Regions from separate parts of the Homo sapiens genome. Here region 1 is linked to region 2. Evidence: read pairs that join two places in POLR2A ChIA-PET (ENCODE). Cell type or tissue: HepG2. All regions are shown on one strand. Links, peaks and the distances in the headings refer to the core of each region. The heading gives the core; the rest is flanking DNA.

Region 1 (14,982 bases), core at 3,691-11,690, 91 kb before region 2:
AATGACAAATCAAGGGCTTATTACCGGGCTTCATAGTTTTGTTTTGTTTTGTTTTGTTTTGAGACACAGTTTCGCTCTTGTTGCCCAGGCTGGAGTGCAGTGGCACAATCTCGGCTCACTGCAACCTCCGCCTCCTGGGTTCAAGCAATTCTCCTGCCTCAGCCTCCCGAGTAGCTGGAACTACAGGCTTGAGTCACCACGCCCAGCTGATTTTTGTATTTTTAGTAGAGACGGGGGTCTCACCATGTTGGCCAGGCTGGTTTTGAACTCCTGACCTCAAGTGATCTACCCACCTCGGCCTCCCAAAGTGCTGGGATTACAGGTGTGAGTTTGAGACCAGCCTGGGCAACATAGTGAGACCTCGTTCGTACAAAAAAATAAAAATAAAAAAATTAGTCGACAAGACATGGCGGCTCACTACTGTAATCCCAGCACTTTGGGAGGCCGAGGTGGGCAGATAACCTGAGGTCAGGAGTTCCAGAGCAGCCTGGCCAATATGGTGAAACCCCATCTCTACAAAAATATGAAAATCAGCCAGACCTGGTGGCAAACAGCTGTAATCCCAGCTACTCAGGAGACTGAGGCAGGAGAATTGCTTGAACCTGAGAGGCGGAGGTTGCAGTGAGCCAAGATCATGCCACTGCATTCCAGCCTAGGCGACAGAGCAAAACTCCGTCTCAAAAAAAAAAAAAAAAAAAAAAAGTTAGTTGAGTGTGGTGGCAATCACCCATAGTCCCAGCTACTCAGGAGGCTGAAGTAGGAGGATCTCTTGAGCCCTGGAGGTGGAGGCTTGCAGTGAGCCATGTTCATGCCACTGTCCTCCAGCCTGGGTAACAAACCCTGTCTCAAAATTATAATAATAATAATAATTTGGATCTTGGATAGAGGCATACACAAAGGGAAGATGGTATGAAGGCCCAGGGAGAAGATGGCTGTCCCCAAGCCAAGGAAGGAGGTCTCAGCACCAACCAACCCTGCCCATACTTAGTCTCAGACTCCAGCCTCCAGAATAGTGAGAAAATAAATTTCTGTTATTTCATCCACTCAGCCTATGGTACTGTTATGGCGACCCTAGCAAACTAATACAGTATTATTCAATAATACTAAATATTATTCTGTCATAATTAGGAATGAATTATTGACATATGCAACAAGGATGAACCTTGAATACATTATGTTAAGTGAGAGAAGCCAGACATGAAAGACTGCTATTGTATAATTCCATTTATATCAAATGTAGAGAACAGGCAAATGCGTGGAGACAGAAAGCATACTAGTGGTTGCCAGAAGATTGGAGGAGGGAGGAACAGGGAGGACTGCTAATGGGTACTGCATCTGTTTTGGGCTGATGAAAACATTCTAGAACTAGATAGTAGTGACTGTTGCACAATCACATGAATATATAAAAACCACTCAATTACACACTTTAGTGAATTTTATGGTATGTGTAGTATATCTCAATTATCAATATACTGAGTCAAAGCATATGCCAAAATTGGAGAATTCAGACATATAGCTATTCCCCACTGGCTTCTGTGGTAAGGCTATGAGATAAACTAGGCCTAGAATGGAATTGATGCAGCGGGCAGTTCAGAAAGTGGGGAAAGAAACTTTGCTAGTGAGGTGAGTGGTTTTTCATGTTTATTGGCCATCTGTGTGTGTGTGTGTATGTGTGTGTGTGTTTGCTTTCCTTTTTCTGTGAATTACCTGTTGGTGTGCAAAGACAGCTGTTTACGTGGTTCTCTAGCCAGACTTTCCAGGGCACTTCCTGGCTGTGTGAACTTGAACTAATTCCTTAACCTTTCCAGGGCTCCAGTTGTGTCATCTGTAGACATGAAGATAATGGTGTACTCCTCGTGCATCTGCTGAAAACAACATGAGGCTGGGTGCAATGGCTCACGCCTGTAATCCCAGCACTTTGGGAGGCTGAGGCAGGCGGATCACCTGAGGTCAGGAGTTTGACACCAGCCTGACCAAAACAGAGAAACCCCGTCTCTACTAAAAATACAACAATTAGCCTGGCATGGTGGCACACGCCTGTAATCCCAACTACTTGGGAGGCTGAGGCAGGAGAATCTCTTGAACCCAGGAGGCAGAGGTTGCGGTGAGCCAAGATCACCCCATTGCACTCCAGCCCGGGGAAAAAGAGCAAAACTCCGTCTCAAAAAAAGAAAGAAAGAAAACAGCATGAGTTAGTTCATGGAAACCAGCAGAGTCTAGTCCCTATTCAGTAACTGACGAGAATGAGCAGTTGGACTCTATTCTGTTTCCTTTTTTTTTTTCTTTCTTTCTTTTTTTTTAGACAGGGTCTCACCCTGTCAGGCTGAAGGGCAGTGGCGCAGTCTGGGCTCACTCTAAACTCCATCTCCCGGGTTCAAGCGATTCTCGTGCCTCAGCTTCCTGAGTAGCTGGGACTACAGGCACGCGCCACCATACCAGGCTGATTTTTGTATTTTTAGTAGAGACAGCGGTCTGGCATGTTGGCCAGGCTGGTTTCGCATTCCTGGCTTCAAGTGATCACCCGCCTTGGCCTCCCAAAGTGCTGGGAATACCGGCGGGAGGTACCGCGCCCAGCCTCCTTCACTTTTCTGTGACTTCCAGAGCAGACAATACATAAGACACCGGGAGAGATGCCTGCAGGTGAGTAGACAGGGTTCTCCTTGGCTTCCTTTGAGTCTCAAGGAAGTCACTGAAGCAGCGGGCCCAGCTGCCTTTTACGCCTCACGCCAGCCTCCAGACACACCCATTGCACCATGTACTGCTACTTGGCAAACTTTGTCACGGAAATCCAATGTTTCCAGTTTCTGGGTCCCGAAACTCTTCCCATGCAAGCTCTAGGACAATCTCTTTTTCTCCAGTCTCCACTTCAAGGCTCAGTTGTTTTCCACCTATGGCCCTTAGGGCCAGCCCGAGGCTACACTTGCCAGCCAGAGAGGCTGCGGCAAGCAGCGTTTATGCTCCATAGTCCCAGGTGAGGAAGACGAAGCCTTTTTTGTCATAGATCTTCATTTCTTTTCTTAAATGTCTTTTAAAAATATGCCTATGTAATTTTTTAAAGGATTCGAAATCTATGTAGCCCAGTAATAAGCCCTTAGTTTGTAACTTCGATTGTATTTTCTTTGGATTATCATTTGCCGTTTTAAAACCTTGGATAAAATCTGTGTATTTCCTTTATGATTTCTGACATCTCTATCCTGCCTGGAAATCCTTTTACCTTAGTAATAGGCAAATGCACCTATATATCATACCAGCACGACATTGAAACCACCAGCTCATAACCTCAGCGGGTAACCTTGTTGGTTTACCCAGCAGGAGTAAAGCCTGCCTCGGAAATCTGAGGGTGGCCGCGAACCCACAAGTCAAGATTCGCAGGTGCGCGCGCTAAGGACTGAGCTATTGGGGCGATGGAGAGAGTCTCGCTCTGCGTCAGGGACGGAAGGACGTGTCCCCCACCAGAAAAAGGAAAAAAAAAAAAAAAAAAAGAAAAAAGAAAAAAGGAAGCGGCGGCTCGTTGGTCTAGGGGTATGATTCTCGCTTTGGGTGCGAGAGGTCCCGGGTTCAAATCCCGGACGAGCCCCCTTTTCCTTCTCTTTTTTCCCATTTCGCATTTTCAGCAAGGACAGGAGACTAGGAAGGCGGAGGGAGGCTGCTATTGGCAGGGCCTCAGTGGAGACCTCCCGGGGTCCCGGGACGCAGACGGACGGGCCTGAATCGCTCGCCTTGGTGAAATGGGATCCAGCGCTGCCAACTGCGGCAACTGCGGTTAAAGGAGACGACCCCGTGCAGCAGGAGGAGGTTATTTAGAATAAGGAAGAATGCGCCGGGCTCATTGGTCGCTACAGGGGCATAAATTTTTTCTAGGATTCCAGAGTATGGCTGCTCCAGTCCCAGGTGAGCCCTCCTCCGCTTAAAATTCCAGTTTATTCGGAGAAGGGGAGAATACCGGAAGCGGGGGAGAAGGGAGGGGAGTGAGTGAGAGGAGGGAGGCGGGGAAGACCGGGCATCCGCGGGCAGCACTTCAGTCGGCCCTGGCGGGGTGGGGGTCTCGGCCCTTGTCCCCACCCCCAGACCCCGGGGCCTTCCCACTGAGAGCGAGGGAATTCGCGGCTTTGATCTGGAGGGGACAGGGAGCCCCTTTTAGCCCAGATCTGCTGGATTCTCGGGAGTCAGGTGAAATCTGGATACAGGGAAGGGCAGAGTGACAGTAAAGGGTGCCCCGGAACCGATGCCCGACGCCTGCTGCCCCACGGCCTTCATTCTTGCTCCTCCTCACGTCCTGGGGACTGGAGGTCCCGCCAGCTCCCCCCAGTGAAGGGCAAGGGGGCGCATCGCAGAATCGCCCCTGGTGCGCAGCGTAGTTGGTGGCCTAAGCCGTCTTCTCCGAGAGCTCAGCCATCCTGGGCACTTGAGGCCAGGCAGGCGCTGCGGGGCTGGTTCAGTCGATGGAGAAAAGAGACTCTCAGCGTCAGCCTTTAGGGTTCGAGGCCCACGTGGGAAACTCGCTTTCTGGGTTTTGGCTTCCCTGGGGAGAAGGGAGGACCGGAGCCGGAGAAGCGTGAGGTGCGGCGAGGTAGGGTGCCTGGTAGCTGGTGTCTCGTGCACTCCGTCAGGCCTTTATTGAACACCCATTGGTGCCACGCTGAGGGACTGCAGCGTTTCCAAGGCGAGCTTGCAGTGATCGAGGCTCGCAGACCCTCAGCGCAGCCGCTGCCTGCTATTGGGAGGTTCCCATGTCCTGCGGAAGCTGGAGCTCCTCACTGCGCGCCTCGGAGACGCCGAATCCCCAACTCAAGGCCGAGTGGCGGTGGCGGGCGAGGACCCAGGGCCCTTCTGGATTGTGGTAGCGCCAGGGCTGCTCCCCATTTTGTGCGTCGCGGAGGAGGGGCCGGGGCTCTGGGCTTCCGCCACACCCATCCTCACTTGAAATTGCCCCTTCCAGGCGGGTCTGAAATAAGATTCTACTCACTGGGTCCTGCTGGGTCCGCCCCAGCCGCCCCCAGGATGCTAGGACGCCCACAAAGATAACCTTAATGCGTAAATCGTGTGGCTCGTTGGTCTAGGGGTATGATTCTCGCTTAGGGTGCGAGAGGTCCCGGGTTCAAATCCCGGACGAGCCCGGCTTTTGGTGCAGGGTAAAAGTCGTTTCCTGCTCTTTTTTAGATTCGGCTCGACTTACAGACCTCAGCGCAGGACGTGGACGCCCTGCAAAGGTAATTTGTACAAAGGTCTCAAGCTATGTTGACGCCGCCTACTATCCCACTACCTCTTCTTAAAATTCATCTAGAGTCCTGTCACCAGTGTTGCCAGAGCCCTTTTGACAAGCTATTTTTTTTGTCGTTTGTTTGGTTTTTGGTGGTTTTTGTTTTGTTTTGTTTTGTTTTTTGTTACTTCTGGCAGTGCAAACTCGAGGCACCGAAGAAGAGACAAGTCCCTATATACAATAAGAGCCGAATCTTCACAGTCAGACGCCTTAAAAGGTCCAGCCTGGGACTCCCACCCACTATCCCCGGTTCTAGCAGTCGCAGTCTTAATGAGAGAGTGAGCCAGGCACTCGAGCAGTGGAGATAGGCTATGGGTGTTTGCGTCTGGGGTCCAGAGACCTCTCCCTCCCCACATCCCGTCACTCCTCACCTGCGTGTAGCCTCTTGGGGCTCCTCTGCTCCCCTGTCCTGGTTTTGGAAGGAGTACGGACTGAACCCTGGAACCCGGGTACCCCGTCCTGAGTCCCAGCGCCCACCAGGACTGGGGCCTCCTCTGGTCTACTCTGAGGACAGATTCTATTGGCAGGGACTTCATTTTTGTTTGGGACGCTGGGTTTGAGAACGTGCTATGAATCAAGAATCAAAGAAATTTACAAGGAAAATGGACCCAGCACAAGGAGGCAGGGAGGCAGGGCTCACGCCTGCAATCCCAGCACTTTGGGAGGCTGAGGCAGGTTAATCACCTGATGTCAGGAGATTGAGACCATCCTGGCCAACATGGTAAAACCCTGTCTCTACTGAAAATACAAAAATTAGTCGGTCATGGTGGCGGGCGCCTGTAATCCCAGGTACTAGGAAGGATGAGGCAGGAGAATCGCTTGAACCCCGGAGATGGGGGTTGCAGTGAGCTGAAATGGCGCCAGTGCACTCCAGCCTGGGTGACAAGGTAAGACTCTATCTAAAAAAAAAAAAAAAAAAAGACCGCAAAACAAGGTATCATGAACAACAAGTCATCAACAGTAGGCAACAGAAACAAAATTGCAAACATTTTGGATGCAGACTATTGGGAAGTCTGTAATACAATTATCCTTAGGAAAGGCAATAAAGAAAATATCTTTGACAACGGGACCTATGTAAAATGCTCTCCTTTGAACCTTCTAGATTGAAAAAACAACCAAATAGTTCTAGATATAAAAGCACACAGTAATGGAAACGGAACAGCTACATGCACGTCACAGTAGGTTACAGTGCGGAGCGACACCTGCGAGGACTTCTGTGAGCTCCCAGTGAGCTTCAGACATTCTGTCTGCAGCTCCAAAGATGGGTTAATTTGCCCGATACACAGCAGAACTCTCCTGTTCCTGTAATTCGAGTGGCCTCCAAAAAGAGGTTGTCGTTGACTCTTTTAGGTGCGTGCAGTGTGGGTATGTTTTTTCTCTTTCTGAAAGGAGGACATTTCAGCGGACGGCAGAGAATACAGATTTATGCCAGCGCCCTGCGGAAGGAGCCTCTGGCGGGTCATCTCCATTTATGGGAGATCGCAGAGCGGTGAGCAAAGTCTTGCACCAGCGGGGATGTCGGGGTGGAACTGAACCTGTTGTAGGGGACCCCCAGTGTGCCCTGGTTTCTGGGGCTGATTCATTACGTCACTTAGTTTCTACTATTCTCATGCCACCCCGCCAATTACTAGACATAAAACGTTCCCAGGGAAGCCCGGCTAGCTCAGTCGGTAGAGCATGGGACTCTTAATCTCAGGGTCGTGGGTTCGAGCCCCACGTTGGGCGACTTGTTTTCTTCCTTGCTACCTTGGAGTTCTGGAAACAGCCAGCATTTAATGAACACTACCAGGTGCCACATCGCGCTCTGTGATGGTATCCCCTCAATGATTGAATTTTGGTCTCCGCGCGCTCCCAGCAGCAAGGATTGTCAGTGAAATGACCAAAGGCAGCACCGGGACGGGCTGGTTGCCAGCCAGGGGCAGAGGGGCGGGGGCGGGTGAGAACTGAGGGGCCACAGGATGGGTGTGAGGGGTGCAGGGGCCTCTCCCCACTTTGTGCGGTGCGGAGAGGGGCCGGGGCGCTGGCCCACCCACTGAGTCTGCAATCCCAGTCTCCTGTCACTTTGCTTTCGCAGGCTTGAGCTTTATCGCTCCAAGTACTCCACGGCTGCCACAAAGAAAAGTAAAGGGCCTGCTGCTGTGGCTCGTTGGTCTAGGGGTATGATTCTCGCTTAGGATGCGAGAGGTCCCGGGTTCAAATCCCGGACGAGCCCCTCTTCTTATTTTTGAGACAGAGTCTCGCTCGGTCGCCCAGGCTGGAGTGCAGTGGCGCTATCTCAACTCGGTTGAAGCTCCTTCTCCTGGGTTCACGCCATTCTCCTGCCTCAGCCTCCTGAGTAGCTGGGACTACAGGTGCCCGCCACCACGCCCGATTAATTTTTTGTATTTTTAGTAGAGATGGGGTTTCACCGTGTTAGCCAGGATGGTCTTGATCTGACCTCGTGATCCGCCCGCCTCGGCCTCCCAAAGTGCGGGGATGACAGGCGTGAGCCACTGCGCCCGGCCAACAGCCATGCACTTTCAAGGGCTCAAGTCCAGGGTTTACTCCAGTGAGACTCAACCCCTCGGTCCTGGATTTCTCTGCTTCAATTTATAAAATATAAAGTTACTGGGGGAATTTAGAATATGGATTGTATATTAGATCGCCTTGTCGCATGAGTGTCTGAGGTCCCGGAAGCCTCATTGGTGGGATGAGTATCTTGAGCAGCTCCAACACTGCTGAATTTTTACCACTAGGTAAATGACAGTCACAGCGGATTCCAGGGGTTGTGTCCACGATCCCGGGGGGCGTCGGCTTTGAGCAGCCTCAAGGGGAGGGTTTTGTCTGGCTCCTTGCTTCCTCTCGCGCCGAGCCTGGAAAAGCGAGGTGCAGGGTAGAATCTCCCGGGCCGCCTCCGTGTCCCGGACGTTGGCCCAGCTCTGAGTCGCGGCGCTCGGCCCTGGGGTGCGGCCCGGGAGGCTGCTAAGAGGGCGCTGACTTGGGCTTGCAGTTGAGCTTTTGGCGGTCCGGTGGGGTGTCTGACTCGCGCCGTCTGCAATCTTCCTCCCGGGTACTGTGCCCCGCGGGATTAAAAAAAAAGAGTTTTTAAAAATTTTTTATCTTTTTTGAAATGGCGTCTTCCTCTGTCGCCCAGGCTGGAATGCAGTGGAGCGATCTCGGCTCACTGCAGCCTCCGCCTCCCAGGTTCAAGCGATTTTCCTGTCTCAGCCTTCCGAGTAGTTGGAGGAGCCACCACACCCGGCTAATTTTTGTATTTTTAGTAGAGACGGGGTTTCGCCATGTTGGCCAGGCTGGCCTCGAACTCCTGACCTCAAGTGATCCACCGCCTTGGCCTCCCAAAGTGCTGAGATTACTGGCGCGAGCCTCCACGCCCGGCCCCTGCAGGATCTTTTGTCATGCCCTGGACCCCAGGAGGACCTGACCTTTATTAAACACAGTGGGGCTGTCAAGGGCCTCGCGTCAAGGCTCAGCGCTTCACCGACGCACCCAGCCCGAGACCCTCCGTTGCTCTCTGACTCCGAAGGAAAATCTAGTTCCTTCGGGCGCCTGGGACTCCTTTCTGGAGGATCAGACGAGTCGGGCTCCGCGAAGCCCATGCGGGCTGGAGGATCGGAAACCACGCGGGAGAGGATAGCGCCGGTGGCGCGAGGACGCAGACTGCAGAGCTCTACGGGGAATGGGAGTTTTCTCTCGTTCACTATGGCGTCCCCGGCGACCCGAATGGAGGCTGCTGCGTTGCAAGAACTGGGCTAAGACTATTTTTTTTGAGACAGGATCTCACTCCCGTCGCCCAGGCTGGAGTGCAGTGGCGCCATCTCGGCTCCCTGCAGCCTCCACTTCCTAGGCTCAAGCGATCCTCCAGCCTCAGCCTCCCAAGTAGATGGGACTACAGGCGAGCGCAACCACAACCGGCTAATTTTAAAATTTTTGTAGAGACGGGGTCTCGCTATGTTGCTCAAGCTGGCATACTTCCTTGAATAAATGCCCAAACCAATTCTAGGGTCATTTTCTAGCCACCCGCGATAAGTTATTCTGTCTTTTAATATTCTCAGTAGGGCACGTGGTAACTGCCCCAGTGGCCTGATGGATAAGGTACTGGCCTCCTAAGCCAGGGATTGTGGGTTCGAGTTCCACCTGGGGTAAGACAACACCGACCGTAGGTGACTTGGGGTAAGGTATCACGCCTTTTAAAAAGGACAAAGCATGGAGACACATAAGTAGAAAAACTTTGCAAGAATAAGAAGAAACGGCATGAATTTGGAAGAAAAACAGGGCATTAAACAAGACACACAATCTCCTCTCTCTCTAGGATGAGAAGAGTGAAGATTTTACTTACCTCTCTCCACATCAAAGGGACAAGAAAAAGCAATGTACAGCTTTTGTATATATCAAAGTGGGAAAATGTTGGAGGCTGGTTTTCTGTTTTGGTTTGTTTGTTTGGTTTGGTTTGTCTTTCTGTTTTAGAAAGCACCCCTTGTATACACACCTCTTTGGCCCACACGTTCCATTTCATAGAAATAAGAGTACCATGTATGTACAAGGATGTTTTATTGCAGTAATTTTGTTCAAAAACGGGAAGGGAGATGACCATGAATAGGGGATGAATTGAATACAGTTTGTTTCATTAATGTTGCTCAACCTCAGAAAAGAACGTTCAATCTATCCTGGTTGACTTGGATATCCCCCACGGGAGAGATGTATGACACTTTACAAAACAAGCAGCGACTCTGAGGCCCCAGATGTTTGTGTATGATCAGTGCCAAAGGCTCTTGGCACTCGGGCCAGAGGAGAGGAGGGGAGAAAAAAGATTCTAGTAAAATGGAAAAATATGCAGATCAAAAGTAAACAGGAACAGGAGAAAACAGAGGTCTCTTTTGGAATTTAAGGGGGGCACTTGCGGAATTGGAAGTGAGGTGGGCAGATGATCATGTGGACTTAATGTGGTTTATGATCGTGAGTGATTTAGGTCTCGCTATGTTGTTCAGGCTGGTCTGGAACTCCTGTGCTCAAGTTATCTTCCTGCCTCGGCCTCCCAAAATGCTGGGATTACAGGCGTGAGCCACCGCCCTTCTTCTGTGACTTCTGATAGTGACTCCTGGGCATGAAAGACCTCGAGGGTGGAGTCTTGGCATCGGTCCAGGATTTGGGGTCCAGCAAGTGCTGTCCAGATTGGCGTGTCACTCAGTGAGCACTCTGGTGGCGGAAGGCCCCGTGTCCCCCGGAGCACAATGCCAGCCGTGCTCCGGGAAGCGCATCCCGGCCCAGGAGGGTGCTTCTTGCTCAGAGCCCGGGTCCTGGACCCAATCTCAGACCCTGCGCCTCCGGCGCTCTCCCCCCAACCGTTCCTTCTCTTCCTGCCGCTACGGAAACAGGAGAGAATCCTCCCTAAAAAGACAGGTAACTCATTGTGCTAATTGCGTTTACTATTAAAAAAAGAAAAGAAAAGAAAACAGAAAAAAAGGCAAAAAACAAAACAACAAACAAACCAAAACAGCTACCGCGACTTGTGTGCGGGTTAAACGACGCACTAGCTTCAAATGCGGGCGTCCATCCCAGTGAGAAAGGAAACAGGGCCCGGCGCGGTGGCTCAGAGAGGCAAGGCCGGGAGATTACCTGAGGTCAGGAGTTCGAGACCAGCCTGGCTAACATGGTGAAACCCTGTCTCTACTAAAAATACAAAAATATTAACCGGGCGTGGTGGGGGTGGCCTGTAATCCCAGCTACTCGGGAGGCTGAGGCAAGAGAATCGCTGGAGCCCGGGAGTTGGAGGTTGCAGTGAGCAGAGATCACACCATTGTATTACAAGCCCGGGGGACAGAGTGGAACTCAAAAAAAAAAAAAAAAAAGAAGTGAAGACCAGCAACTACCTCTGATACAGAATCCACCCTCTTTCTTTTTCTGTTTTGAAAGTCCATTTTGTTAACTGCTATATCCCCAGTGCCTGGCACACAGAGGTGCTCAATACATATTTGAGAGCATGAATTACTTTATTGGGCAATGTGGCCCCCAGTACATCTGGGCACACCTTGGGACTGAGAACATAGGGTGGGATGTACCCTCCCACCTGGGTGCGCAGCCCCACCAGGTGGGTTTGGTCACTGAGCCCCTGCCTGGGGCTTCCAGGACCCCAGAGTCTCTGTGCCACCCGCCAGCAGGACGCGTGGGTCACGTCTCTCCTGGTGGACTTTCTCTTCTCCTGGGAAGGGCAGGACCCAGCGAGCAGTTGGTGGCACTGCCTGATTCATCCTCACGTTCATGTCAAGTGGTGAGCACACACTCCATTATCAGAAAACCTTGCAGTTATGCCCAGCTAGCTCAGCCGGTAGAGCACAAGACTCTTAATCTCAGGGTCGTGGGTTTGAGCCCTGTGTTGAGCACATGTTTCCTTTTCCTTTGCAGCCCTAGGCTGCAGAGAAGGTTGAGACATGGAGTACTCTCAGGTCTTTGCCCAGTGAAAGTTTTTGGATGAAGGTTAGTAACGTTTAGCAAGACTTAGGAGATGCTAATCGGGGCCATTAAAGTTTTAAAGTAAAAATATTATTATTATTATTTTGAGATGGGGTCTCCCTCTGTTGCCCAGGCTGGAGGGCAGTGGTACGATTACAGCTCACTGCATCCTTGACCTCCCAGGCTGAGGATATCTTCCCACCTCAGCCTCCTAAGTAGCTGGCACCACAGGCACGCACTACGACACCCAGCTAATTTTTAAAATTATTTTTGTAGAGATGGGATCTCACTATTGTTGCCCAGGCTGGTCTTGAACTCCTGGGCTCAAGAGATCCCCCTGCGTTGGCCTCCCAAAGTGCTGGGATTACAGATGTAAGCCACCACGACTGGCGGTGAAATTAATCTTTTTTTTTTTTTTTTTTTGAAATGGAGTTTCGCTGTTGTTGCCCAGGCTGGAGTGCAATGGCGTCCTGCAACCTCCGCATCCTGGGTTCAAGCAAGTCTCCAGCCTCACCTCAGCCTCCCAAGTAGCTGGGATTACTGGCGCCACCACCATGCCCAGCTATTTTGTTGTTGTTGTTGTTTTGTTTTGTTTCTTTGAGACAGAGTCTCACTCTGTTGACCAGGCTGGAGTGCAGTGGTGCAATCTCAGCTTCCTGCAACCTCCGCCTGCCGGCTTCAAGTGATTCTCCTGCCTCAGTCCCCCAAGTAGCTGGGATTACAGGAGTGCGCCACTGCACCTAATTTTTGTATTTTTTTCAGTAGAGACAGAGTTTCACCATGTTGGCCAGGCTAGTCTCGAACTCCTGACCTCAGGTGATCCGCTCTCCTCAGCCTCCCACAGTGCTGAGATTACAGGCATGAGCCATCACACCTGGCATTTTTTTTTTTTTTTGTATTTTTAGTAGAGACGGGGTTTCACCATGTTGGCCAGGCTGGTCTGAAACTCTTGACCTCAGGTGGTCCACCTGCCTCGGCCTCCCAAAGTGCTGGGATTACAGGTGTGAGCCACTGTGCCCAGCCCAAAACTAATCTTAATAATACATTTTATTTGAACAAATGTTTTATGTCACAAGTAATCAATATATACATTATCAATGAGATAGGTTATGTCGTTGTTGGTTTTTTTTTCTCTCATTCTAAACCTTCAAACTCTGGCATGCTTTCCTCTAAGGCACATCTCAACTTGCACAGGCCACATGTCAAGGGCTCCAGAGCCACCTGCTGCTGGGGGCCAGTTCCTCAGACAGCGCAGTCCTACATCTGACTACAAGCTTAAATGTGGCCACATGTCAAGGGCTCCAGAGCCACCTGCTGCTGGGGGCCAGTTCCTCAGACAGCGCAGTCCTACATCTGACTACAAGCTTAAATGGGCTGGGGAGAGAGGGAGAGGGAGAGGGAGAGGGAGAAGGAGAGGGAGAGGGAGAAGGAGAGGGAGAGGGAGAAGGAGAGGGAGAGGGAGAAGGAGAAAGAGAGGGAGAAGGAGGGAGAGGGAGAAGGAGAGGGAGAGGGAGAAGGAGAGGGAGAAGGAGAGGGAGAGGGAGAAGGAGAGGGAGAAGGAGAGGGAGAGGGAGAAGGAGAGGGAGAGGGAGAAGGAGAGGGAGAGGGAGAAGGAGAAAGAGAGGGAGAAGGAGGGAGAGGGAGAAGGAGAGGGAGAGGGAGAAGGAGAGGGAGAAGGAGAGGGAGAGGGAGAAGGAGAGGGAGAAGGAGAGGGAGAGGGAGAAGGAGAGGGAGAAGGAGAGGGAGAGGGAGAAGGAGAGGGAGAGGGAGAAGGAGAGGGAGAGGGAGAAGGAGAGGGAGAGGGAGAAGGAGAGGGAGAAGGAGAGGGAGAGGGAGAAGGAGGGAGAGAGAGGGAGAGAGAGGGAGAGAGAGAGACAGAGAGAGAGATTATAAGGAATTGGCTCACGCAGATGGAGGCTAACAGGTCCCCAAGTATGCAGGGTGAGTTGGCAAACTGGAGACCCAGCAGAGCTGATGGTGTGGTTCTAATCCGGAGGCTAGCAGGCAGGAGGCCCAGGAAGAGCGGGTGTTTTCATGGGATTCTGAAGGCACAAAATAGCTGGTGTGCCATCTGGCTGAGGCAAGTAGGCTGACATGTTTCCCCTGTTGGTGGTGGGGATGACACATGCAGAGAGAGGACAGGCTTAACCCCTTAAGCAGGGGAAATGCCTGATGAACATGGGTGTTTTAGGGGAATCAACACAGTTCTGTACAGATATGCAAGCGGGGACAGGGAACAGGTAGCTCTCCTGGGCCTGGTCTATGTTGGACCTGATGGTGGCAGCTGGCAGGAGATGAAACAAAACAACAGTGAGACTTTGTACTTCAGGTGAAAGGGTAGTGGCGAGGTCCTGCCTGGTAGAAACCATGAGGTCTTCTGACCCTTTTTGTTTACCCTTAAGAAATCACAGCGGTGGACGCGGTGGCTCACGCCTGGAATCCCAGCATTTTGAGAGGCGAGGCAGGAGGATCACTTAAGCCCAAGCGTTCAAGATCAGCTTGAGCAATATGGCAAAACCCCGGCTCTACAAAAAATACAAAAATTAGCTGGGCTTGGAGGCTGTGATGGGAGGATCGCTTGAGCCCAGGAGCTTGAGGCTGCAGTGAGCTGTGTTCACTCCTCGGCACTCCAGCTTAGGTGACAGAGCAAGATCTTGTCACAAAAAACGAAAACAAAAACAAAATCAAAACCCATTAAAGAAGGTGAGGATGGTGGCTCACGCCTATAATCCCAGCACTTTGAGAGGCCAGGGCAGGAGGATCACTTGAGCTCAGGTGTTCCAGACCAGCCTGGGCCAGAAGGCAAGATCCTGTCTCTACAAAAAAAAAAAAAAAAAAAAAAAAAAAAAAAAAAAAAATTACCTGAACATAGTGGCATGTGTCTGTAGTCCCAGCTCCTCAGGAGGCTGAGACAGGAGAATCACCTGAGCCTGGAAGGTTGAGACTTCAGTGAGCTGTGTTCATACCACTGCATTCCAGCCTAGGCAACAGAGGGAGACCCTACCTGAAATAATAATAATTATTATGATGATGAAAATAAAAATATATAATAAAAGAGATTAAATAGCTGGGCACAGTGTCTCATGCCTGTAATCCCAGTATTTCAGGAGGCTGAGGTAAGAGGATTGCTTGAGCCCAGGAGTTCAAGACCAGTCGAGACCAGCCTGGGCAACATAATGAGACATCATCTTTACAAAAAATTTAAAAATTAGCCAGGTGTGTTGATGGTCTCACTATGTTGCCCAGGCTGGTCTCAAACTCCTGAGCTTAAGCGG
Region 2 (14,982 bases), core at 4,659-12,658:
GGTTTGTTTCTGAGGCTGGAGTCAGAGTCTTCAAACCAACAGCCAGAGATAACATTGCTAATTATGCCCCTTTCCTTGGTCTTTATTTGAAATGAAACGGTTCTGTTACCGGTAGAGGGTCTTGATGCAAATTGTCCAGGTTCTTGGCATTTTGAACAAAGAACTGGACAAAACGCACAGCAAAGCAAGGTAAGAATGAAGCAGCAAAAGCAGAGATTTATTGAAAGTACATGCCACAGTGTGGGAGCCGGCCAAGCAGCAGCTTAAACACCCCCTAGAGGTTTCCCATTGGCCACTTGGTGTTCACCCCATGTAAATGAACCAACCTCAGTCAGTCTGATTGGTTGCAACCAATCAGAGGCTGAAGTGAAGTTACAAAGTTACACTCCTGTGCAAACGTCTGATTGCAAAAAGCAGCCAGTCAGAGGTACCTTCAATTTCCCATCTGCCCCTCAGAAAAGGTGGGCATTGGCAAAGGGAGTAGCCTCTGGTCCTTTTGTTACTTATGCGTGGAAAGTTGGGGTTTTTCTTTCGATTTAGTTCTAGGAAGTCAAGGTGAACTGGCCTTCAGTTCCCTGCCTCCAGACCCTATTCTGCCTCAGTTCAAATACACAAAACCTAACAAATACCTATATGACCACCTTCCACAACTAATCAATGGCAGTGTCTATTAGTTTGACTTTGTTTCTATTTTACAAGAAGCAAAAGCACCTCTGGACTCTCCACTAGAGAGCTATGTGCAGCCACTCCAGCATGGTGCTCTCAGGGTAACCAGACTTCTTACACTAGCTCCAAGTGCAAGTTCTCCTAGCAAACAAGATAGAGGTTGCAAGGCCTTTTATGACCTCACCCTGGAGGTCACACCACATCTGTATTTCATTGTATTTCATTGGTAGCAGTCACAAGCTGCCCAGATACAAGGCAGAGGGACAGATGCCCCACTTCTTGATGGGATGAGTGGCAAAAAAAAATCTGTGACCATGTTTAAAACCCAGAAGATTTGGCTGTTAGAGATTTGTGAAGTTTTTAAAAGTTAAGAATTATTAAAACAAAAATAAAACCCAGGAGACAAGGTAGTGGAAGTGTGTCCCTCCCATTCACTGACCAAGGTGAGGGGACTCTAGTCCTTTGCTGCTGACCTTCAGCCTCCCTTCCTCTTAAAAAGAGGTCCTAGTTGGGGAGCGATGGCTGAAGAGTTACCATAAAATACCAAGTAGGAGCGAGGTGCGGTGGCTCACGTCTTTAATCCCAGCAGTTTGGGAGGACAAGGTGGGAGGATCGCATGAGCCCAGGAGTTCAAGACAAACCTGGGCAACATAGCAAGGCTCTGTCTCTACAAAAAAGGAAAAGAGTACAAAGTAGGGCCATTTAGTATGGTTTCATCTTTATTAAAAGTCTTAAGTTTTAGATTTTTGAAGTTATCACCAATAAAATATCCAGTTGTGGTCTTGTGTTGAGTGAAAATGTTATTTAAATGCAGATATTTAAAATATACTACAATTTTTGTGCTATTTTAATTTTCTAGGAGCCTTAAAAAATGTGTGGCTACTGAAACTGTGCCCCAAAGAGTTAAAGAAATCAGTAACTAACAGAAATTCTTGAGTCTGCAGGATGGCAGATAAGAAACAACTCGCTGGCCAGGTGCAGTGGCTCACACCTGTAATCCCAGCACTTTGAGGGATTGACCCACTGAAGTGGGTGGATTACATGAGGTCAGGAGTTCGAGGCCTGGCAGGTTGGTGGGCACCTGTAGTCCCAGCTGCTTGGGAGGCTGAGGCAGGAAAATCACTTGAACCCGGGAATCGGAAGTTGCAGTGAGCCGAGATCAGGCTATTGCACTCCAGCCTGGGCGTTGCAGCGAAACTCCTACTCAAAAAAAAAAAAAAAAAAAAAAAAAAAAAACAACTTGCTGAAATGCTGAAGAAATGCTGAAACTCCCTCCCTATAAGATAAAAGAAGAACAAGCAGAAATCTGTTGGAACCAATAACGCTGACTGGAGTCTGCACAGAATGAGCTTGCTGACATCACAGCCTGAATTTTCAACACAGGTTTCATGCTGTCCCTGAATTTGCATGAGACCCATTAAGTAGCTTGAAGAGGTAACTGCGAAAGCCCAAGGACTTTCCACATCTCCCCTTTCCTTCCACTAATAATCACCTACTAATCTCAGAATCCACCGCCTGAACCTTTTCTAATAAAAATAACTGCCTTAAAGCCAACACGGGGAGACAGCCTTGAGCTTGATATTCCTGTCTCCTTGTGAGTCGACTTGCAATACAAAGCTTTTCTTTTTTCAGAACCACAGTGTCATAGTATTAGCTTCTAGGGTATCAGGCTGGAATGCACTGGTGCGATTATGGCTCACTGTAGCCTCAATCTCCTGGACTCATGCAGTCCTCCCACCTCAGCCTCCCAAGCAGCTAGGACCACAGGCACTTGCCACCACGCCTGGCTAATTTTTGTTTTTTTTGTAGAAATGGGATCTCACTATGTTGTCCAGGCTGGTCCCGTGCTCTTGGGCTCAAGTGATCCTTCTGCCTATGCCTCCCGAAGTGCTAGGAAAAGCCTCCCAAACTGGAAAATATGGGATGGCTTCCCAGTTGTTAAAACACCCTGATTTGGGAGCTGATTGCTTATAAACACTAAGAAAAAGCTAAGAGCTGAGTTCGCCTTCCCATTCTGTTCTCAGGTTTCTCTCCTTATAGAGAGGTTCTGATCATCTACAAGCTTTGCTAAATCTGGGGTGTTTCTCTACTGATTTCCTAAATGTTTGTAGTCTTTTTTGTAAAATTGATGATTCAATTTTATTCTCCTCTGAAGTAACAATAGATGCAGAGTCTGACATTTCTTCAGCTTTGAAGAATCTGCATTTTCTCTCCTGATCTCAAAACCTGTAAGAAAAAGAAATTGCAGATATCACCCTGTCCAAGGAGAAAGAGGGGGGAAAATAAGAGTTGTATTAAAGTAGTAGAGAGAAAACAGAAACTGCTAAATAGAATCCCAAAGCCTTTTATTCCAAGTAAGGCTGAATTTTTCTTTTCTTTCTTCCCGTTTCTTTCCAGTGAACACTCACCTCTCCTGGAGTCAAGTCATTGTTTCTTTCCTTTGGAATCCTGCTATTCCTGCACCCATGGCTCTTCTCTAGGCTCCAGTGGGAAGTACAGGTCAGGGTTTGGGACTAGATATACTGGTCATAAGAAATACAGGGAACATGATAGTCTGGGTCACACTGATTTTTCCTGAGTTCAAGCCGATTTCCAGGACAGATGGCCTCTCCATATTTATTTCCTTCTCAATTAGGATTATTTCACCTGGAGCCTCTAACAGGCAGCTGGCTTTTTTTGAGACAGGGTCTTGCAGTGTCTCCCAGGCTGGACTGCAGTGGCACAATCTCAACTCACTGCAGTCTTGACCTCCCAGGCTCAAGGGATCCTCCCACCTTAGCCTCTGGAGTAGCTGGGACCACAGGCATGTGCTACCATGCCCTGATAATTAAAAAAAAAAACTCTGTAGAGAGAAGGGCTCTCTCTGTTGCCCAGGCTGGTCTTGAACTCCTGGCTCAAGCAATCCTCTTGCCTCGGCCTCCCAAAGTGCTAGGATTACAGGTGTGAGCCACTGTGCCCAGCATAACAGGCAGTTTTTCAACATTAGAACAAAATCTAGGAGTACGAAAGGCATACTGGAAAAATAATAAACAAACATTAGAACAAAAACAAAATAGGGGGAAGATCCTTTTGTGCTCAATTCAAAGCTATTCTCCTCCAATCTCTGGGAAGAGGAGTGAATTAATTCTGCTAGTCAATGCACTGATTTAGTTTTACCTCATTTTTTGAATATTTTGATAATAAAATTATCTAAGAACCAAAATATCAAGTTAATCTTCCTAAAATTCTGACTATATTAAAACTGAGAACTATTCTCTTATTGAATCCAAGAGAAGAGAGAGGTAAATGTGGTAGTTAAACTATGTCCTGGATTAATTTCAGTTAAGAGACTTTCAAATAAGAATTAGTATCTGAACTGGTTTGGTTGGCAACCAGCAAAAACAATCTTTACATGTTTGTTTTAGCTGAAGCCTAGAAGTAGATTGTCTTGATATTAACCAAAACAAATATCTAAGAGTGTTTCCATCAATCCAGACAATTAGTAAAATGGTCTCCAGTGTGGTCTCCCCTGTGTCCTGCCATGCCTCCCCTCACTGACAAAAGTTTGGGTTGCACCCTCTTTCCAAGTTCTTTCCTCTCCCTCCTCATCTTGACAGTTTACTGGTCTGAAAAAAAAAATAGGTTGGTAAATAGTGATCTAATATGCAAATAGAGGAATATGTCTAAATATTAACATTATCAAACAATATTAGTAAGACAGTTTGGTTAATGTTAGTCCAAAGGAAAATTTAAACTCCAGAACATTTAATCAAAATATAAGTGGCGTAAAATGTCTCATTTTATCTTTTCATGAGGAAAGGTAATATATTCCATATTAATAAAAATAAAATGCATTTCAAATGAAATGCCATTTAAATTTGCTATTTTGTTTATGATTGGATTTCAAAGCTAGGAGTAGGATCAAAGAGCATGTGGTACAGGTAAAAGAAAACCCTAAATCCAGCGCTTTGGGAGGCCGAGGCGGGTGGATCACCTGAGGTCAGGAGTTCAAGACCAGCCTGGCCGACATGGCAAAACTCCATCTCTACTAAAAATACAAAAATTAGCCAGGCATGGTGGCGTGTGCCTGTAATCCCAGCTACCCGGGAGGCTGAGGCAGGAGAATCGCTGGAACTTGGGCAGAGGCTGCAGTGAGCCTTGACTGCGCCACTGTACTCCAGCCTGGGCGACAGAGCAAGGCTCTGTCTCAGAAAAAAAGAAAACCCTAAGTCATAGATCAAAGGAATGCTGTAGTCAAGTAAACGAGGGGAGAGACCAAAGCTGGGGGGAGTGGCAAGTAGCAAAGGCTTAGAGTGGCAGAAGCTCCCGGAGGCTGAATGTACCCTAAGATGAAAGACAGGAAAAGCATCGATTTAAAATGACGGCTATGTTGCCCAGGCTGGTCTCAAAACTCCTGGGCTGAAGCAATCCTCCTGCCTCAGCATCCCTAATAGGTGGGGCTACAGTTGCATGTCACCACAACCAGTTAATTTTTAAAATTTTTTTTCTGTAGAGACGAGGTCTTGCCATGTTGCCCAGGCTGGTCTCAAAATCCTGGCCTCAAGTGATTCTTCCACCTCAGCCTCCCAAAGTGCTGGGATTACAGGCGTGAGCCACAGTACGTGGCCTAGTCTTGAAAGTCTTAACACTGTAGATTTCACCAAATGTCACTTTGAAAACCAGGCACAGATAACTGGCCCCTTGAGTACAAAGGAATCTGTAAGAGCTAGTTAGGGAATGAAAGAAGTCCCAGAGACAGAGTCTAGTACCCATGAGACCTAAAACCAGGAGTGGTAAGGGTTCTTTGTCGAAGATTCAAATTTATTTTTCTCTGCAACAGTCACGAAGTCACCTGCAGCTGAGGATGAGAAAACACAGTTAAGTCCTCACTTAACATCACTAATACGGTAAGTCCTCACTTAACATCATTGATAGGGTCTTGGAAACTGGGACTTAAAGGGAAAAGACATATAATGAAACTAATTTATTTTTGTCATCAACCTTATAACAAAATGTGCTTTCACTTAAGATAACAGTTTCCAACCTATCTAGGACATTGAGGACTTACAGTGTTAAGAAAGTAGAATCTGTACTGGTTTCAAAGGCGCTTACTTCTCTTCACTACTTACTTTTCACCAAAGCCCTAAAGTAGCAGTTCTTAGTCTTTTTGGCGGTTTTTAGAACTTGATGAAAGCTATGAACCCACTTACTAGAACATACAGATACACACACACACACACACACACACACACACACACACACACACACACATCCAATTTTGCATACAGTATCAAAAGGTTTACAAAAATCTCCAAACCCATCCATGGATCCTCTGGAACTGCATTGGCCAGTATGGTAATACTTGGCAAGACTAACTCCATTTTAAGTGCCCATTGGCTACCATCACAGAAAGTTCTATTGGATAGCACTGCTCCAGACATGGAGGCAGCTTAAGAACCCTGGCCCTGGCCGGGTGCAGTGGCTCACGCCTGTAATCCCAGCACTTTGGGAGGCCAAGGTGGGCGGATCACCTGAGGTCAGGAGTTCAAGAGCAGCCTGGCCAACATGGCAAAACTCTGTCTCTACTAAAAATACAAAAATTAGCCGGGTGTGGTGCGTGGTGCCTATAATCCCAGCTACTCGGGAGGCTGAGGCATGAGAATCGCTTGAACCTGGGAGGCGGAGGTTGCAGTGAGCTGAGATCCCACCACTGCACTCCAGCCGGGGCGATAGAGCGAGACTCCATCTCGAAAAAACAACAAAAAACCCCTACAAATCTGCTGGCCTGTTAACACCACTCCTAGTCTAATACCAGCTAGTCTGTTTTCCACATACTGGCAGATCACAAAGAATTGGAGGAGGACTACTACCACCACTGATTTTGAATAACCCTGAAAGTTCATCTTTTTTTAAAAAATTAAATTATTATTGCTATTTTTTGAGATGCAGTCTTGCTGTCGCCCAGGCTGGAGTGCAGTGGCACAATCTCAGTTCACTGCAACCTCTGCCTCCCAGGTTCAAGTGATTCTCCTGCCTTAGCCTCCCCAGTAGCTGGAAATACGGGCGTGCGCCACCATGCCCGGCTAATTTTTTTGTATTTTTAGTAGAGACGAGGTTTCACCGTGTTAACCAGGAGATGATCTCGATCTCCTGACCTCGTGATCCGCCTATCTTGGCTTCCCAAAGTGCTGGGATTACAGGCGTGAGCCAGCGCACCTAGCCTAAATTCATCTACTTTTAAGTACCTATAAATAGCATAAAATCAAAAGGACCTTAGATAGAAAATGATTAATCCCTCATTCTCCCTATCTCAAGGTATGTGTAGTTCTGCAAACATTCCCATGCCACAGATTCTGCAATAATAATCTGAGTGGCTTTTCTTTTTTGAGATAAGGCACACATTCAGGAACTTGCTGTGCATGCGTAACAGCTACTATTTATCGGATTCATACTATGTGCCAGGTACTGTTCTAAGCATCCTGTGTAGCTCCGCTCATTTCATCCTAACCCAGTGATATGAGGTGAGGTGCGTATAGTAGTCCCTCAAAACAAATGAGGAAACTGAAGTTTGGGGTTTAGTGAGATTACATAAGTTGCCTGAGATTACATAGTAAATGTCAGAGAAAAGTGGTTTTGAGGCTAGAGTCTTCTGCAATTGGTTATGAGTCTAGAATCTATGTCTCTTGAAATAGGAATGTCCAATGATCGTGCCATTGCACTTCAGCCTGGGCGACAGAGCAAGACCCTATCTCAAAAACAAAAGAACAGGAATGCCTAAAACCACCAGAATGGTCCTAGGGAGCAAACAAGGCTTTCCAAACTGGACCTTGAGTGCTATGGGGTCGCTGGCTCTGCATCTGCCACGACAGCCTGTGGATCTGTCATCTTCCCTGGAATAAAATTTTTAAAAAAGGCCAGGCGTGGTGGCTCACGCCTGTAATCCCAGCACAGTGGGAGGCTAAGGCGGGCAGATCACTCGAGGTGAGGAATTTGAGACCAGCCTGGCCAACATGGTGAAACCCCGTCTCTACTAAAAATACAAAAATTAGCCGGGCGTGGTGGTGGGCGCTTGTAATCCCGGCTACTCAGGAGGCTGAGGCAGGAGAATCGCTTGAACCCGGGAGGGGGAGGTTTCAGTGAGCCGAGACTGCGCCATTGCACTCCAGCCTGGGCAACAAGAGCGAAACTCCGTCTCGGAAAAAAAAAAAAAAGAAAAAAACTAAAATATCAGTACTCTTTTCACTTAGTCATCACAAACCCCTTTAATCCCATATTACCCTCTACTATCATGGTAGCCTCACCTTTGACGACAGACTAGCTGTGTGACCCAAGTAAATGACTTCAGTGCCACCACCTGTAGGAAGGGGCTGCTAATAGCATCTGCTTCATACTAACGTGTTTTCAGGATCGATCTGCATATAAACGCTCAATACACGGTAACTGATTGTCACATTCTATCCCAGGACGCTTCCATTTGCGGATCTCATGGCCCGGAGGACCTGGGCCGCCTCACAACTGGGCAGCCCCGCTCACCGACACAAAGCCCACAACCGCGCCCAATAGGGAATCGGCCCTGCGGCCCTCCTGCCACTCGCCCCCAACTATCACAGTCCACGGCGGAGCTGGAGGCAGATCCCGCCCTTGCAGGGCTGGGTAAGAGACTGAAACTTGGAGAATGAACTGCAGGCGCTGCACATCTCGGGCAGATTTAAAATTCGGTCTAAAATCGGAAGCAGGTGCCGCGAACCCAGACCCGAGCGCTCCTCTGGGACGTCCAGCCGCAGAAGCGAGCCCAAAGCCCAGCAGGGTTCTCCGCGGGACTCGGGGTTTCAGAACCGCCGGGCTCTTGGGCGCTCGCCCAGGGCGCACGCGCAGTCGCGAGGCCGCGCCGCGGACTGCATCTCCCAGCAGGCCCCGCGCAGCAGGCCACGCGGCGCCACTGACTGGGCGGGCGGCTAGCTCCCTGGCCTCCCCGACATGCCGAGGAGCCCCTGGCTTCCGGAGCCGACGAGGCCGCAGGGGCCAATGGGACCATCTTCAGCCAGCCCAGAGTAGCCGAAGCGGGTGGGGCCTGGCTTGGGAAAGGATTCATCCGGGGAAGCTGATTAACAATTCAGATTTCCGGGTCTCACCCCGACACTGACGCACTGGAGAGCGCGTGGCCCTGGGATCTGCGTTTTCCCAAGCGCTCCGGAGTAATTCTAACCCAGGTTGCCCGCCAGTCACAACGACCTCAGGCTTGTTTTCTTCGCTTGGATCCAGCTGCCCTGCCCCCAGTCACTCCCAGAATTTCAGGGCGCGCCCCGTGGCCCCGCCTCTCGTCTCCAATTGGTCCCTCGCTCATCCAGTCCCCGTAGGCCAATCTTCCCTTCTCATTGGTAGGCGGTGAGTGTGTGGAGAAACCTGACCTAATGGGCGCTGGAGTTCGCAAAACGTGACCCGGAAATTGGTCACGAGCAGGCGCCGTGGGCTTGTGGACGCCTAACTTGCGCGCTGAGATTTCCGGCGTGGGAGCAGAGGTCTGAGTCTTGCGTGGGTCCTCTATATAGGGTGAGAAGCGTGGCGCTCGGTTCCTGCCTCGGGGAAGTCCTGGCGCAGATGGGCCACGGGGCCGGCGTGGCGGCGCCTGGGACCGACTGAGGCCTAGGCGCCGGAGCCGGCCGCGCCTGGGCTGGAGCGGGGCTCCTCGGCCTGGACTGGGAGCCCCCGGCCCCGGGCTCCTGCTGGCGCCGTCCAACCTTACATGGGTTCAGGGCGCCTTCGTAGGCGGGCACGGCTGGTTTCGGGCTAAGGCGCTCTGGAGACCTGACGATGGCGTCGGGCCCGGGCTCCCAGGAACGGGAAGGGCTCCTGATAGTGAAGCTGGAGGAGGACTGCGCCTGGAGCCAGGAGCTGCCCCCACCTGACCCAGGACCGAGCCCCGAGGCCTCCCACTTGCGCTTCAGACGGTTCCGCTTCCAAGAGGCAGCTGGTCCCCGGGAAGCCCTCAGCCGGCTCCAAGAGCTTTGCCATGGGTGGCTTCGGCCTGAGATGCGCACGAAGGAGCAGATCTTGGAGCTGCTGGTGTTAGAGCAGTTCCTGACCATCCTGCCCCAGGAGATCCAGAGCAGGGTGCAGGAGCTGCATCCGGAGAGCGGCGAAGAAGCGGTGACCCTTGTGGAGGATATGCAGAGAGAGCTTGGGAGACTGAGACAACAGGTGAGAGAGAGAGAGAGCTGTTTTATCTGTGGTTTGTTTAGCCCTGAGCACTGGGACATTGCGCCCCCGGTCGAATTCAAGTAAATTGCCCTGAGTAGACCTTACGTGGGGAAGAGGACTTGTGATTTAACCTGGAACACTCATCCTCCAGATTTTCCCCCAAATGAACGAAAGCAGTGAAGAGTGCCCTGTTTCCACGCGGAGGCGGTGTCCCTGCAACAGTTAGTGTTAGCCATGGAGTTAGATCGCCAGCGTTCAAATCCTCAATCTGCTAGTACTAGCTTTGTTACTTTGGCAAGTTACTTGATCTCTTTCGGCCTGTTTTCCTATTCGTAAAATGAGGATATTAACATACTTTCTAGGGCTTAGAGGGAGAGCAGCATGTAAAGTTGTGAACACTACTAGCTTATGAGTGCTTAGTACTTGTTACCTGTTGTTATGTTAGGGTCCACGGTCTGGTCTTCTCTGCAAAGCTGGGCCTCCGTTAATTGTGAACTTTGAAAGATAATTTGGCACCGAGGCCCTGAGGTCATTGGTCCCCAGGGCTACCCCAATTTAGCCTATCCTATAGTGAGGAATAGAAGCACCTAGAAAAGGTGGGGAGAGCAAAAGGGAGTGAGGTGTATCTTAAGAGCTGTGTGGGGAAGGTGTGCTCTGGGAGTGGGCCCTTTCCCTAACCCCTCCCCCTGCACATGGGATCAAAAAAGCCTTTAGTGTAAACCATTTTTCTGTTACCTGGGCCCAAAGGGATCGCCTGAGGTTCTCTGTTGAAGGTTTGCTCTCAGTATCCTATACTAATTTCCCTTCCTCTTGGGCCCTGTTGTGATGATGAGTGATGTGGGTTGGTTCCCAGGTCACAAACCATGGGCGGGGAACAGAAGTGCTTTTGGAGGAGCCTTTGCCTCTGGAAACAGCACGAGAGTCACCGAGCTTCAAGCTGGAGCCAATGGAGACTGAGCGAAGCCCTGGCCCCAGGCTGCAGGAGCTGCTAGGCCCCAGCCCCCAAAGGGACCCCCAGGCTGTAAAGGAGAGGGGTGAGGCACAGTTATCTGGGCAGGTGGGAGGGAGGAGGGGCTTGGGGGTTGCCCCCGACACTAGCTGGATGTAGCAATGATGCGAAGGAGAAGGAATTTCTGAAGATCAGGTTCTCACCTGTGGAATGAAAGACCTGCAGTTGGTGGTGTGGGTTCTCCTGGGGCTGGGGGAAGGGAAGGGAGTCTCAGTAGAGCCCTTTTTTATGCAGAACAGAGGCGATTTAGAACCACTTGAATGACGCAGGGTTTGGAGTGCTACTCTTGGTACTCCTTCCCTCTCACCCTGTCATTTTGGATATCAGCTGATTAGGCCTCTGTGCAGTTTAGCGTCATTCCCAAAAGCAGAGGCTGGGTGTTGGGGAATGGATACTGTGTTTTAATAATCCTTGGGTTGCCAAGAGTTAGGAATGCCATTCTCATTATAATTTCTGTCACCTTCAGCATTATCTGCTCCCTGGCTTTCTCTTTTTCCTCCTGAAGGGAACATGGAAGACAAGGAGATGACTGGGCCCCAGGTGATGTGGAAGTTTCCATTGTCTCCCCCCAGCACCCTTCCTCCCCTGAGTGTTGGGGGTGGGGGTTCTCCATGTGGAAGGTCCTTTGTCCCTTACCACAGCGTCTCCCCCACTGCTTTGTCTATTTCACACCTCACTTGGAGGCCTGATACCCTTCTTCCCCCCTGACATGTGCTTGGCATCCCTGGATTTTGCCCCTTTAACCCATGACTCTGCTTGAATTGTTCTTGGTGCATCAGGGGCTAAAGGAGATCTTGTGCTGTTTCAGTTGCCTGAGAGCTTAGAGGACGTGGCAATGTACATCTCCCAGGAGGAGTGGGGGCATCAGGATCCTAGTAAGAGGGCCCTCTCCAGGGACACGGTGCAGGAGAGTTATGAGAATGTGGACTCACTGGGTAAGGACTTCTTTTCCAGGGATGATGACTGCGCCATTTCTGACCAGGGTCCTGCCCGTTATTCATTCACCTCCTGGACACAGACTCTGAGTTTTGCCAAGAAGCCTCCACAGGAGACTTCCCTTTGTCTAAAGTCCCCTGTACGAGAGTCATGTATCTGCCAAGTGGTACAGTTGGCACAGGCAGCCCGGGACTGGAGTCCCAGCTGCCAGAGCCTAAGGCGAGTCTGAGCCATGTGCACTTCCTAGGGCAGAGCAAACCCAATGCGGTGACAACCTGCCAGCATCACACACATGCAGTATTCCAGGATGCTGGGGGGCTCTAAATGGTTGATTCCTTGCAATTTTCAGATGCTTATTCTTATGAGCTCGCCAGTGTTTCCTGTGTTCCGTTAGTGTTTCTAGGCTCGTCCCCAAAGACAAAAATTTCAGGGGTAGTAGGATCAACATTCCAGCCTATCATCTCTCACAGCCCATAAAAATTCAGAAAGTGGGGAGGGTCTTGTGGAAATTTGGAAACAATGTATAGCTCCAAAGTAGGCCATATCATAAATTAAGATTTACCTATGTCTTGTACTGTACTCAGAGTTTTAAAATTATGCCTACGGAATATGACAGACTGACATATAGTTGGATTTAGGTGGAGGATATGCTTGTATTTATTGTACAATTCCCTCAACTTTTCTGTATGTATGAGAATTCTTTTAATAAAAAGTTGGGGAAGTCTTAACATAAAACAAGACTGTGTGTACATTATGATTATACCTATGTTGAAACACACCAGTAGAAAGACTCACTGGTGTGGTGGTGGTAGTCCCAGTTACTCAGGAGGCTGAGGGGAGAATCACCTGAGCCCAGTAGGTCAAGGCTGCAGTGAGCTATGATGATGCCACTGCACCTCAACCAGGTGACAGAGTGAGACTCTGTTTCAAAACAAACAAGACACACCGCACATTGTTTCCATATATCAGGTTTGCCTAAAAAGTATCACAACTGTACATTTGTTGACACTAATTCTGCAAACGCAATCTTGCTCACTGCAACCTCTGCCTCCCGGGTTCAAGTGATTCTCCTGCCTCAGCCTCCAGAGTAGCTGGGATTACAGGCATGCGCCACCACACCCGGCTAATTTTTTGTATTTTTAGTAGAGACAGGATTTCTCCATGTAGGTCAGGCTCATCTTGAATTCCCGACCTCAGGTGATCCACCCGCCTCCCAAAGTGCTGGAATTACAGGTGTGAGCCACCACACCCGGCCTTTTTTTTTTTTTTTTTTTTTTTTGAAGTGAGTCTCACTCTGTTGCCCAGGCTGCTCTGGAACTTCTGGGCTCAAGCAGTCTTCCTGCCTTAGTCAGGAAGTGTGCCACTGTACCAGTTTCCATATTACTTTTCACTGCTGTGATGTCCAAAGTTGAACATGGCCCTTTTAGTGAGAGATGCTAAATAGGAAAAGATCAGATTACAGCTTGTTGGAATTAAACTTCTGTTGGAGTCCATGTTTGCTGGAGGTGGAGGTTTTTGTTTTTCTTTTTGGCACAGCATAGAAATGGCACTTGTGGGTTTTAATCTCATGGTCCTCTTAGAGCCCTGGGTCCTTTTCTGATTGTCTATTATGTTATATTTTCTTTCCCTGGAGTTGTCCGGTCAAATTTAGTTCTATTTTGTATTTATATGTAGAGACAAGGCCCTTTTATGATATTAAATGGATTATTCAAGGAACTGACCATGTTCATTTTATAGTTATTTCAATTACAGTAGTGTACATTCTCATTGCAAAAAAAAACATTCCAAGTACCATGAATATTTAAAAAAAAAAAAAATTGGCCGGGCGCAGTGGCTCACACCTGTAATCCCAGCACTTTGGGAGGCCGAGGCAGGCAGATCACTTGAAGTCAGGAGTTCGAGACCAGCCTGGCCAACATGGTGAAACTCCATCTCTACTAAAAATACAAAAATTAGCCGGGTGTGGTGGTGCACGCCTGTAATCCCAGCTACTTGGGAGGCTGAGGCAGGAGAATCGCTTGAACCTAGGAGGCAGAGGTTGCAGTGAGCGGAGATCGTGCCACTGCACTCCAGCCTGGGCGACAGAGTGAGACTCTGTCTCAAAAAAAAAAAAAAAGTCTCCCTCCCCTAATTTCTTTCTCTAGAGGTATCCACTGGGAACAGTTTGTGTATATTCCAAGTAACTGCTGTCAGATTTATGGAGCATTCTGTATTTATCCACTGAGGGCAGGGAACAAGACTGTTTCCCTACCCTGGTAGAGGAAAGTGGCAGTACAGAAATCTGTTTCTTTCATTGTGAACAGAGTCTCACATTCCCAGTCAGGAGGTCCCAGGCACCCAGGTGGGACAAGGAGGAAAGCTATGGGATCCCAGTGTCCAGAGCTGCAAGGAGGGCCTGAGCCCCAGAGGCCCAGCTCCAGGTAAGGAATGAAGACAAGTGGCCTGCGCAGCAAGCAGCAAGGCTCTTGCAGTTAAGAGTGAGGCATTTTTTGGTTTTGTTTTGTTTTGTTTTGAGATGGAGTGGCACTCTTGTTGCCCAGGCTGGAGTGCAACAGTGCGATCTCGGCTCACTGCAAGCTCCGCCTCCCAGGTTCAAGCGGTTCTCCTGCCTCAGCCTCCCGAGTAGCTGGGATTACAGGCATGCGCCACCACGCCCAGCTAATTTTTTGTATTTTTAGTAGAGTCGGGGTTTCTCCATATTGGTCAGGCTGGTCTCCCTGACCTCAGGTGATCCACCCACCTCGGCCTCCCAAAGTGCTGGGATTTACAAGTGTGAGCCACCGCCCCCAGCAGAGTAAGGCATTTGAGGATTTGGGTGCAGGGCCGGCCCAGCACAGCTGCTAGAGAGGTACATTACGTCCTTTGACCCTGCCATTCTCCATCCCAGTGAGGCAAGTGAGGAACCCAGGGTGCAGAGTTCAAGGAGGCCCTTATTCTTGAGCTTACTTGTCCCACCCTACTCTCAGCCCTGCTCCATCCCACCCATTCCTGAAGGGCAGAATCGAGAGGCTCAGGTGGAAAGGAAAATTCTAAGACTGGTCTCGGCTCTGATTCCTTGACCAGTGGCCCGACCCTTTATCCTGATGCTTCTCCAGAGTGCTTTACCTTTAGGAGAGGATGGGATTCTGAGGTAGAAGCAGCCCTTCTGGGCTGCTGACCTAACAGGCAGCGGCAGACAGGTGGGATTTTCTTTT

Evidence for each region. ChIA-PET counts read pairs that join two places held together with the same protein. Peaks named below come from ENCODE experiments on the same cell type or tissue, not always from the same donor. Only the 100,000 strongest peaks of a DNase experiment are listed, where the experiment ranks them.
Region 1: POLR2A ChIA-PET joins it to region 2 with 10 read pairs; 16 of 35 experiments call an interaction of 5 or more read pairs at or near these places.

Annotation. Positions count from the first base shown.
Region 1 is chr16:3,184,589-3,199,570 of GRCh38, forward strand. OR1F1 (olfactory receptor family 1 subfamily F member 1) reads left to right here and starts at 3,616. Exons shown (of 4, transcript NM_001370640.6): 1 at 3,616-3,891; 2 at 5,161-5,210; 3 at 6,650-6,749. It overlaps TRP-AGG2-8 (tRNA-Pro (anticodon AGG) 2-8), which reads left to right and starts at 5,046; the gene lies at 5,046-5,117. It overlaps TRK-CTT4-1 (tRNA-Lys (anticodon CTT) 4-1), which reads left to right and starts at 6,913; the gene lies at 6,913-6,985. TRP-AGG1-1 (tRNA-Pro (anticodon AGG) 1-1) reads left to right here and starts at 7,401; the gene lies at 7,401-7,472. It also overlaps TRP-TGG3-5 and the pseudogene TRK-CTT14-1. RefSeq lists silencers at 5,015-5,174, 7,195-7,564. In HepG2, for the core only: no CTCF peak of the experiment used is centred there; DNase peaks (open chromatin) are centred at 5,073, 6,923, 7,383, 9,393 and 3 weaker places; H3K4me3 peaks cover 3,693 bases.
Region 2 is chr16:3,274,363-3,289,344 of GRCh38, forward strand. It overlaps ZNF263 (zinc finger protein 263), which reads left to right and starts at 9,129. Exons shown (of 6, transcript NM_005741.5): 1 at 9,129-9,843; 2 at 10,697-10,877; 3 at 11,319-11,392; 4 at 11,661-11,787; 5 at 14,092-14,208. The coding sequence starts at 9,457. RefSeq lists enhancers at 8,102-8,607, 8,718-8,907, 9,618-10,121 and a silencer at 9,278-9,437. In HepG2, for the core only: no CTCF peak of the experiment used is centred there; DNase peaks (open chromatin) are centred at 8,239, 8,629 and 9,009; H3K4me3 peaks cover 3,796 bases.